2 separate regions of the Homo sapiens genome follow, and region 2 is linked to region 1. Evidence: chromatin contacts called from ENCODE Hi-C or POLR2A ChIA-PET data. All regions are on one chromosome and are shown on one strand. Each heading gives the region's core, a stretch centred on a gene start or an enhancer-like site at or near the end of the contact. The rest is flanking DNA. Distances are from core to core; before and after follow the strand shown.

Evidence for each region. A loop is a pair of places that touch in the nucleus more often than their neighbours do. ChIA-PET counts read pairs that join two places held with the same protein, here RNA polymerase II (POLR2A). Pooled maps may share reads with other maps.
Region 2: a pooled map shows a loop between it and region 1 (3-fold over the local background). The contact joins the enhancer-like site here to the promoter of RILP in region 1. A Hi-C loop is called at or near these places in 5 of 168 maps with a recorded cell type or tissue (CD8-positive, alpha-beta T cell, Caco-2, PC-9 and 2 more), 13 of 37 single-sample maps with no recorded cell type and 15 of 50 pooled maps. POLR2A ChIA-PET finds 5 or more read pairs at or near these places in 18 of 52 experiments (A549, B cell, CD4-positive, alpha-beta T cell and 14 more).

Annotation. Positions count from the first base shown.
Region 1 is chr17:1,647,417-1,651,115 of GRCh38, reverse strand. It overlaps RILP (Rab interacting lysosomal protein), which reads left to right and starts at 1,250. Exons shown (of 8, transcript NM_031430.3): 1 at 1,250-1,539; 2 at 1,611-1,704; 3 at 1,810-1,916; 4 at 2,072-2,317; 5 at 2,621-2,766; 6 at 3,159-3,281. The coding sequence starts at 1,312. It overlaps PRPF8 (pre-mRNA processing factor 8), which reads left to right. Exons shown (of 43, transcript NM_006445.4): 42 at 1-8; 43 at 160-487. The coding sequence ends at 314. RefSeq lists an enhancer at 1-13 and a silencer at 1,647-1,941.
Region 2 is chr17:1,553,781-1,557,334 of GRCh38, reverse strand. All of the region lies in intron 2 of PITPNA (phosphatidylinositol transfer protein alpha), which reads left to right. Among named protein-coding and RNA genes, the nearest start is that of PITPNA, 7.2 kb to the left of the region's middle. RefSeq lists a silencer at 833-1,033 and an enhancer at 1,450-1,519. Within about 2 kb of position 1,559, at least 7 of the 41 ENCODE cell types and tissues checked have a DNase peak (open chromatin) inside an H3K27ac peak, as active enhancers do; they include B cell and GM12878, where a contact is called at or near this core.

The sequences.
Region 1 (3,699 bases), core at 1-2,500:
CTTCATGGGTAAGTGGGAGGAGCCTGGGGATGTGGGGATAGCAGTAGGGATAAGGTGAGGCCATCGCCCTTTGCACTTGGGGCCTGGCTGGCTTGGAGGTGGCGCAGGCTGCATGAGGCAGGAGCCCTGTTAACATTGGCTGTTTCCTTCTCCCCGAAGGTGTTCGGCATGACCCCAACATGAAATATGAGCTACAGCTGGCGAACCCCAAAGAGTTCTACCACGAGGTGCACAGGCCCTCTCACTTCCTCAACTTTGCTCTCCTGCAGGAGGGGGAGGTTTACTCTGCGGATCGGGAGGACCTGTATGCCTGACCGTTTCCCTGCCTCCTGCTTCAGCCTCCCGAGGCCGAAGCCTCAGCCCCTCCAGACAGGCCGCTGACATTCAGCAGTTTGGCCTCTTTCCCTCTGTCTGTGCTTGTGTTGTTGACCTCCTGATGGCTTGTCATCCTGAATAAAATATAATAATAAATTTTGTATAAATAGGAGTTCAGGGGCTGGTTTGTTTTTTTTTTCCCCCCCAAACTCAAATTCTGGATTTAGGTCTAACAGGAGGCTGGACTGGAGCGGTTCACAGCAAGATGCTGGGCTCGGCTGTGAAGGGGGGAGTATGAGGCCCCCTTCCTATTCAGGGCTTTGGGGTAGATAGCCCCTGGACTCAGTGGAGACCTGAGGCAGGGCTGGGCTTTCACACTCCGCTGCCTTGACCACATTTGCTGCTTTTTCCACAAAACTACTTGGAAGCTCTCGCCTCCTTTCCACAGTTTTGGGAGCAGTTGCCCTTTCCCGGGTCTAGGAACTCTGTGGCTTGTGCTGAGCGGCTGCGGTGTCCAGCCCAGCCCTTTAAGCTTTCTGTGTCAGTCCTGGTCAGGAAAACAAGCACACAGGCAGGCAGTTTGTGTACAGCCGGGCGGAGGCCAGAGACCGGCTGCCTACCTGTCACCTCTCGCCTGGAGCGGGCCACTGCCAAGTTGGCCCCATGACTCCAAACGGGCGGAGCCTGGATTGGGCCTGTGGGGAGGGCTCCACTCAAGTGACCACTTGCAGCCCTGAACCTCAGCTCTTGGACGCCTGGCTGGAAGTTGGCTGTCTTGTTTCCTGTGACCTTGGGGGTGGAAAGGACAGAGCCCAGGCGACCTAGGGCACTATCTCCCTACCCCACGCCTTCTCCCTTCCTCGTTCCTCCCTACCCTTATCGCTTCTACCCCGCCCACACCGCCCTAAACGGCTTCCTGGGGCGGAACTGTTTCGCTTTTCCCCGTCCCAGTGGAGGGTGGGGTGGGGGGGTCGCAGCCCTAAGCCTCTGGGAGACATGGAGCCCAGGAGGGCGGCGCCCGGGGTGCCTGGCTGGGGGTCTCGGGAGGCCGCGGGGTCGGCATCGGCCGCGGAGCTTGTGTACCATCTAGCCGGGGCCCTGGGCACTGAGCTGCAGGATCTGGCGCGCCGTTTCGGGCCGGAGGCGGCGGCCGGGCTGGTGCCGCTAGTGGTGCGGGCGCTGGAGCTCTTGGAACAGGCTGCCGTGGGGCCCGCCCCGGACTCGGTGAGTCATGGCCCTCCCTTCGCCACCCACGGGGCCGGCAGGGCCGAAGCCTGAGACCCGGGTCTCCCCAGCTGCAGGTGTCGGCGCAGCCGGCGGAGCAGGAGCTGCGGCGGCTGCGGGAGGAGAACGAGCGCCTCCGCAGGGAGCTGCGCGCGGGGCCACAGGGTAAGCGCAGCCCCGGCCAGGGCAGGGCGGGTGACGACCTGCTCGGGTCCTCCCCTCCCTCCCGCGGGCCGCGCGCCGCCGCCGCTAAGAACGCCCCTTCCTCAGAGGAGCGCGCGCTGCTGCGGCAGCTCAAGGAGGTCACGGACCGACAGCGGGACGAACTCCGGGCGCACAACCGCGACCTGCGGCAGCGCGGCCAGGAGACCGAGGCGGTGAGGGCGGGGCGGGGCTCTGGGGCGGGGCGGGGGCGGAGCGTGGCAGGCGCTGGGCGGGGCTCCGGGGGCGGGGGCGGAGCGAGGCAGGCGCTGGGCGGGGCTCCGGGGGGCCCTCGGTGCCCCGCCCACCCCACCCTTTGCTCCGCTCCCAGTTGCAGGAGCAGCTGCAGCGCCTCCTGCTGGTGAACGCTGAGCTGCGGCACAAGCTGGCGGCCATGCAGACCCAGCTGCGCGCCGCGCAGGACCGCGAGAGGGAGCGCCAGCAGCCTGGCGAAGCCGCGACTCCGCAGGCTAAAGAGCGAGCGCGGGGGCAGGCCGGGCGGCCCGGGCACCAGCACGGACAGGAGCCCGAATGGGCGACCGCCGGCGCAGGCGCCCCAGGGAACCCTGAGGACCCGGTGAGTGCCGTATGAGGGCAAGGACCCAGCCCAGGACGCAGCGTCCAGCCCTCGGTGGGCACTCAAGCAAGGTTTGCATGCTGCACAGCAGGTCGGCCAGGAAGCGGGGAGGTGGCAGACAGATCTGCGCCCCCGGCCGGCCTCGGCCCCCGCTCTCAGCTGGAGCACTGCTCTGTTATCTGTTAGGGCACCCTTGTCCCCCAAGTCTCCCGGCCCGTCACTTCCTCTAGCATTCCCATGATGGCCCTGGGGCGGGGGAACGCCAGCCGAGGCGACCCTCTGACTGTGCCTGTCCTTCCAAAGGCGGAGGCCGCGCAGCAGCTCGGGCGCCCCTCGGAGGCAGGGCAGTGCCGCTTCAGTCGGGAGGAGTTTGAGCAGATCCTTCAGGAGCGGAATGAACTCAAAGCCAAAGTGTTCCTGCTCAAGGAGGAACTGGCCTACTTCCAGCGGTGAGGACGCTGGGAAGCCGGGGGGCCTCCGATCACCCCACCTCATTCTCCAGTCATTGACATGTCCACAGTGACATGTGCCAGGCCTGCGCTGGGAACTGGGAGGACATGAATTGTACAGCCCTTGCCCTCCTGCAATGTCATCCAGACAGGGGAGAGGGACAGTACAAAGGGTTGCAGCTGCAGCAGCCAGGGAATCTCTCCTAGGAGGGGGCCACGGGGCCACCTAATTTAAGGTCTGAGGGTGTCAGCAAGGCAGAGCGCTTCCCGTGTTCAGGGAAGAGCTGCGTGCACAGGTACCAGGAGTGAGGACTGCGGCTGGCATCTCCACTGCTGGCATCCCCATGGCTGGCATCACCAGGGCTTTCTCCCTCCCTGCCCCTTTTCTTTAGGGAGCTGCTCACAGACCACCGGGTCCCCGGCCTTCTGCTCGAGGCCATGAAGGTGGCTGTCCGGAAGCAGCGGAAGAAGATCAAGGCCAAGATGTTAGGGACACCAGAGGAAGCAGAGAGCAGGTAGGTCCCTGCCTGCATTCCCACGGAGCCAGGCCTCCCTCCCTCATTCTGCTGAGCCTGATGACCCAGCCTGGTCACCCTCTGAGCCCATTGTCTCAGACTGAGGCTGTCACCCCAACCCGGTCACCCCTTGAGCCTCCCTAGCCTGGCCGCTTCTAGGGCCTGCTGACCTGCTCTGGCTGTGTCCCATGGCCGCTGTCCAGCCTGCGCCCTTCTCCCTGGATCTCACCACTCCCCTTGCCTTGCCTGCCATCCATTCTGCCTGACAACACTGCCTCTCCACATTCATTCTTCAAGTTCCTGTCTTGGCTGGGTCTGTTTATTCTTACGGGGGTGAAACTGTAGCCGCGGCTGTGTCAGGGCCTGCTGTGTGTCAAGCTATAAAATAAACCCTTGGCAGGGCGCGGTGGCTCACGCC
Region 2 (3,554 bases), core at 310-2,809, 94 kb after region 1:
GCAGAGCCTGCAGCACATTTAGTTGAGACAGACATCCAGGCTTGTTGGCCCCCGAGAGGGGTGGGCAGACACTGGCCCTTTAGAGGACTGCCTCCAGGGGTGGGCTACATATCTGATAAGAGCTGTGGGGACCTGGGGAGGGGGCCAGAGGTGGGCCTTGACCGTGATCTTGGGGTTCTGGGAAGGGCAGAAAAGAGAAACGAGACTGGGGAACCTGGGAACCAGGGAGAATGAGGGAATGGCTGGGTAGATGGCTCTAATCCCTGTAGGCACTGGGGATGTACCTGGGGCCTGAGAACCAGGTGCCTGGGCTGACAGGTGTTGGCTTGGAAGGGTCTTGTTAACCCACCTGCTTTGGCCATGCTGTCTTTATTTTTTTTATTTTATAATATTTATTTTAAATAGTGGAGATAGGGTCTCACTCTGTTGTCCACGCTGGTCTTGCCTCAAGTAGTCCTCCTGCCTCAGCCTCCCAGAGTGCTGGGATTACAGATGTCAACCACTTCACCCAGCCTGTGCTGTCTTTATTGAAAATAGCAAGCGATGATTTTCCAAACCAGAAGGCCAAGCAGGAAAGCCCAGCGCGTCCCTTGCCCTCAAACTCAGCTCTTGGGGAGGTGTCCAGTGACGTCCTCTCTGCTGTACAGGATGATCCCACCCCGATCGTTAGGAAGATGTGCCCCAGGAACTCGGGATTTCCTTAGTGTGGTGATTAGGGGTGAAATGGATCCTTTGATAGGGAGTTTCTTGATGGAACGAAGGGCGAGAGTGTCTCTGAGAAGTGCTGCAGACCAAGGAGGGCCAGCCTGTCCTGGAGCACCTGGGGCTGTTCTTGGAGTAAGGCTGAAGGGCCAGACACTGATGGCTTATGGTGGGGCCAAGACTGGAAGGAAAGGGGAACTTCCACCTTGAGAGCATCCACAGTTGGCGGGTGTTCACTTGTGATGGTTTTTCTGCAGCATTGAGGAAGTGGTGGGGCGGAGTTGAGTAATCAGAGCCTGAAGTCTAAGCAGAAGCTTGGGAAGTGAGTGCTGATCAGGATTCACCTGTCTGCCTGGCAGTGGTCAGCCCGTTCTCAGCAAGAAACCATTGACAAGAAAGTACCACGTGGCCTGGGTAGGGTCGAAGCGGAACTTAGTTTCAGAGAATTAGAAAAATCTTGGAGGGGAAGGCCGAAGAAGAAACAATTCATGATCAACCTTCTCAGAGTCTTTGTCAGTAACCCCATCCCCATCCTGACTTAACAGTTTCTATGGGAACAGCTCAGCATCTTGTGACTGGTGGATTCACTTCCTAAATTGGAGGCCATGACTTGAGGCCTTTGCAGTTTTCTGATTTAGGGGAAAGTGAAGAAAGGGAAAGAGAAGGTCATGCCTTTGTAATCATTCCGATGGCCTGCATCAATATTTTGGGGGCAGAATTAGCTTCTGGGTGGCCAGAGCCTTTGGTCTAACCCTGAGTGTCTGGGCGTTGTGCAGCAGAGCGAGAAAGCCCTGGCTGTTTGACGGGGTGTGTCCACCAGTGCTTCCTGGCACAGGTCGGCCGGGCTGCTTCACTTCTTGTTTCCAGAGATTCACGGCACCAGTCCCCCTCTGGTACCCAGCCTGACAGGGCCATGTTGGTGGGACCAAAGCTGTACTGTTGTTTATGACGTGTTTCATGTCAGTATTTCAGGCCCACCCACTGGGCTCCCCCTCCCAGATTGCCAAAGTTGTGGAGTCTGTTTTTCTTAGTTGAATGTCTTAGTTCTCTGGGATAGGTGAACAGATCTCAAGAGCAAGGAACATCATCGCAGGTCTGAGGAGGCTAGATTCCCAGTCCTGTTGGAGTTTTTTAAATCTGATTTAATGATCTGACCCTCCCACTCCTATCTCTGCCCCATCCGAGTCTGGCTGCTTTCCCAGGGGGCAGAGCAGCTGTGCCAAAAGGAACTCTAACGTGAAAAGCGCCCTTCACTTGTAGCTTGTGCAGGCCAGTCTTGCTTACCCCTTTAGATTAACAAAACTGCCTTCACTTGTCTCATTGGGATTAAAGGATCAGAATATCAAGAGAGATTGAAGGGGGAAGATGCCAGCCAACAGGCTGATCCTCTTAGAACCTGCCCTCTGATTCCTGCAGCTGAAGAGAAACCAAATGAAGGCGATTAGTCTCTGCCTGGGGTCCCCCTTCCCAAGTGGTACCACTAGCTGGGAACCTCGCCCCCTCCACCAGGCCCTCTCCCCAGCCTGTCCTTTAGGATTGCTGAGTCAGTGGTTAGATGTTCTTACGGCTCTTCTCTGAAACGGAGTTACTGCTCCTTCTTAGGCACCCCTGGCTCAGCCAAGCCCTGACCCACCTGACGGGTTTTCATGTGTGCCTAGCTGGGTGGTGGACTTGGAGAGGCACAGGGACAGCTTGGGGCTCCAGGGGGGCATTGAGGCAGCACTGATGCAGCTTAGGATTAGCAAGGTCAAGGTGACTGGCTTTCACCCATATGTTCCTCTGTATGGATTTCACTGAGCCTCGATTGCTGCCCCTTTTCATGGCATTTTGTTCTGGGATTTTGCTTTGAAAGTTAGGGCTCTTTCAGCCTTGTGGTGAGCAGTGAATTGTCCTCGTCCTCTGCTTCACTTTCCAGATTTTGCCCAGAAATTTCCCTGCAGTGCTTAGGAAGCTGCCTGGTAGAGCAGGTTTCTAAGTTTGAGGCGAAGCAGCTCTGGAAGCTGCCTCTGTCCTTGCTGTTGGAGGCAGTGATTTAAGTAGCAGTTGCCTAGAGATACATCCTTTCTGTTTTAATCTCAAAGAGAGAAAAACCCAGTCCCTGTAATCCCAGCTACTTCGGAGGCTGAGGCAGGAGGCAGGAGGCAGGAGAATCACTTGAACCCAGGAGGCGGAGGTTGCAGTGACCTGAGATCGCACCACTGTGCGATCTCTGTCTAAAAAAAAAAAAAAAAAAAAAAAAAAATAGAGAAACACCCTTGTCTTCCCCCCGGGGGTGCCAGGAGTTGGGCATAGAGCTCGAGGAAACCCTTTGTCCCCCTCCACCCCCCAGCATGTTGGGTAATCCCATAGCTTTTTTCCTTTTTCTCATACTCCCTAAGCAGCCATGCCTGATTAGCACCGGCAGCGGTAGGAAAGACACATCCGTTGGTGTAGACATAATTTCCTGCCTCAAATGTTGCTGTTCATTTTCTTTTCACCTTGTTTTCTCCTCTGGACAGCTTCTCAGAGAAGAAGGCGGAAGGGCTAAGTCTGGGCACTGCCTAGGTCATTGGCCCATCCTGACAGGGTCAGAGGAGGCCAATCATGTTGACTGGTGACTTGATAGGGTGGCATGTGACCCAAATAAAGGAAAACTAGGTTTTTGCCATGTAGTAAGTGCCAACACAGAGGGTGCACCCAGCCGGCACAGACTGTGGGGCAGGAATCTGTAATATCTCATGTGGGAAGCAGGAATACTTGCTTGGCCCCACCAGGAATCTGGAAAATGTCAAGAGGTTTCATTGCCTGAAAGAGCTACTTGCGGGGTGAGGAGAGGCCTAAGACTAGAGAAGAAGCGAGTAGATGAGCCAGTT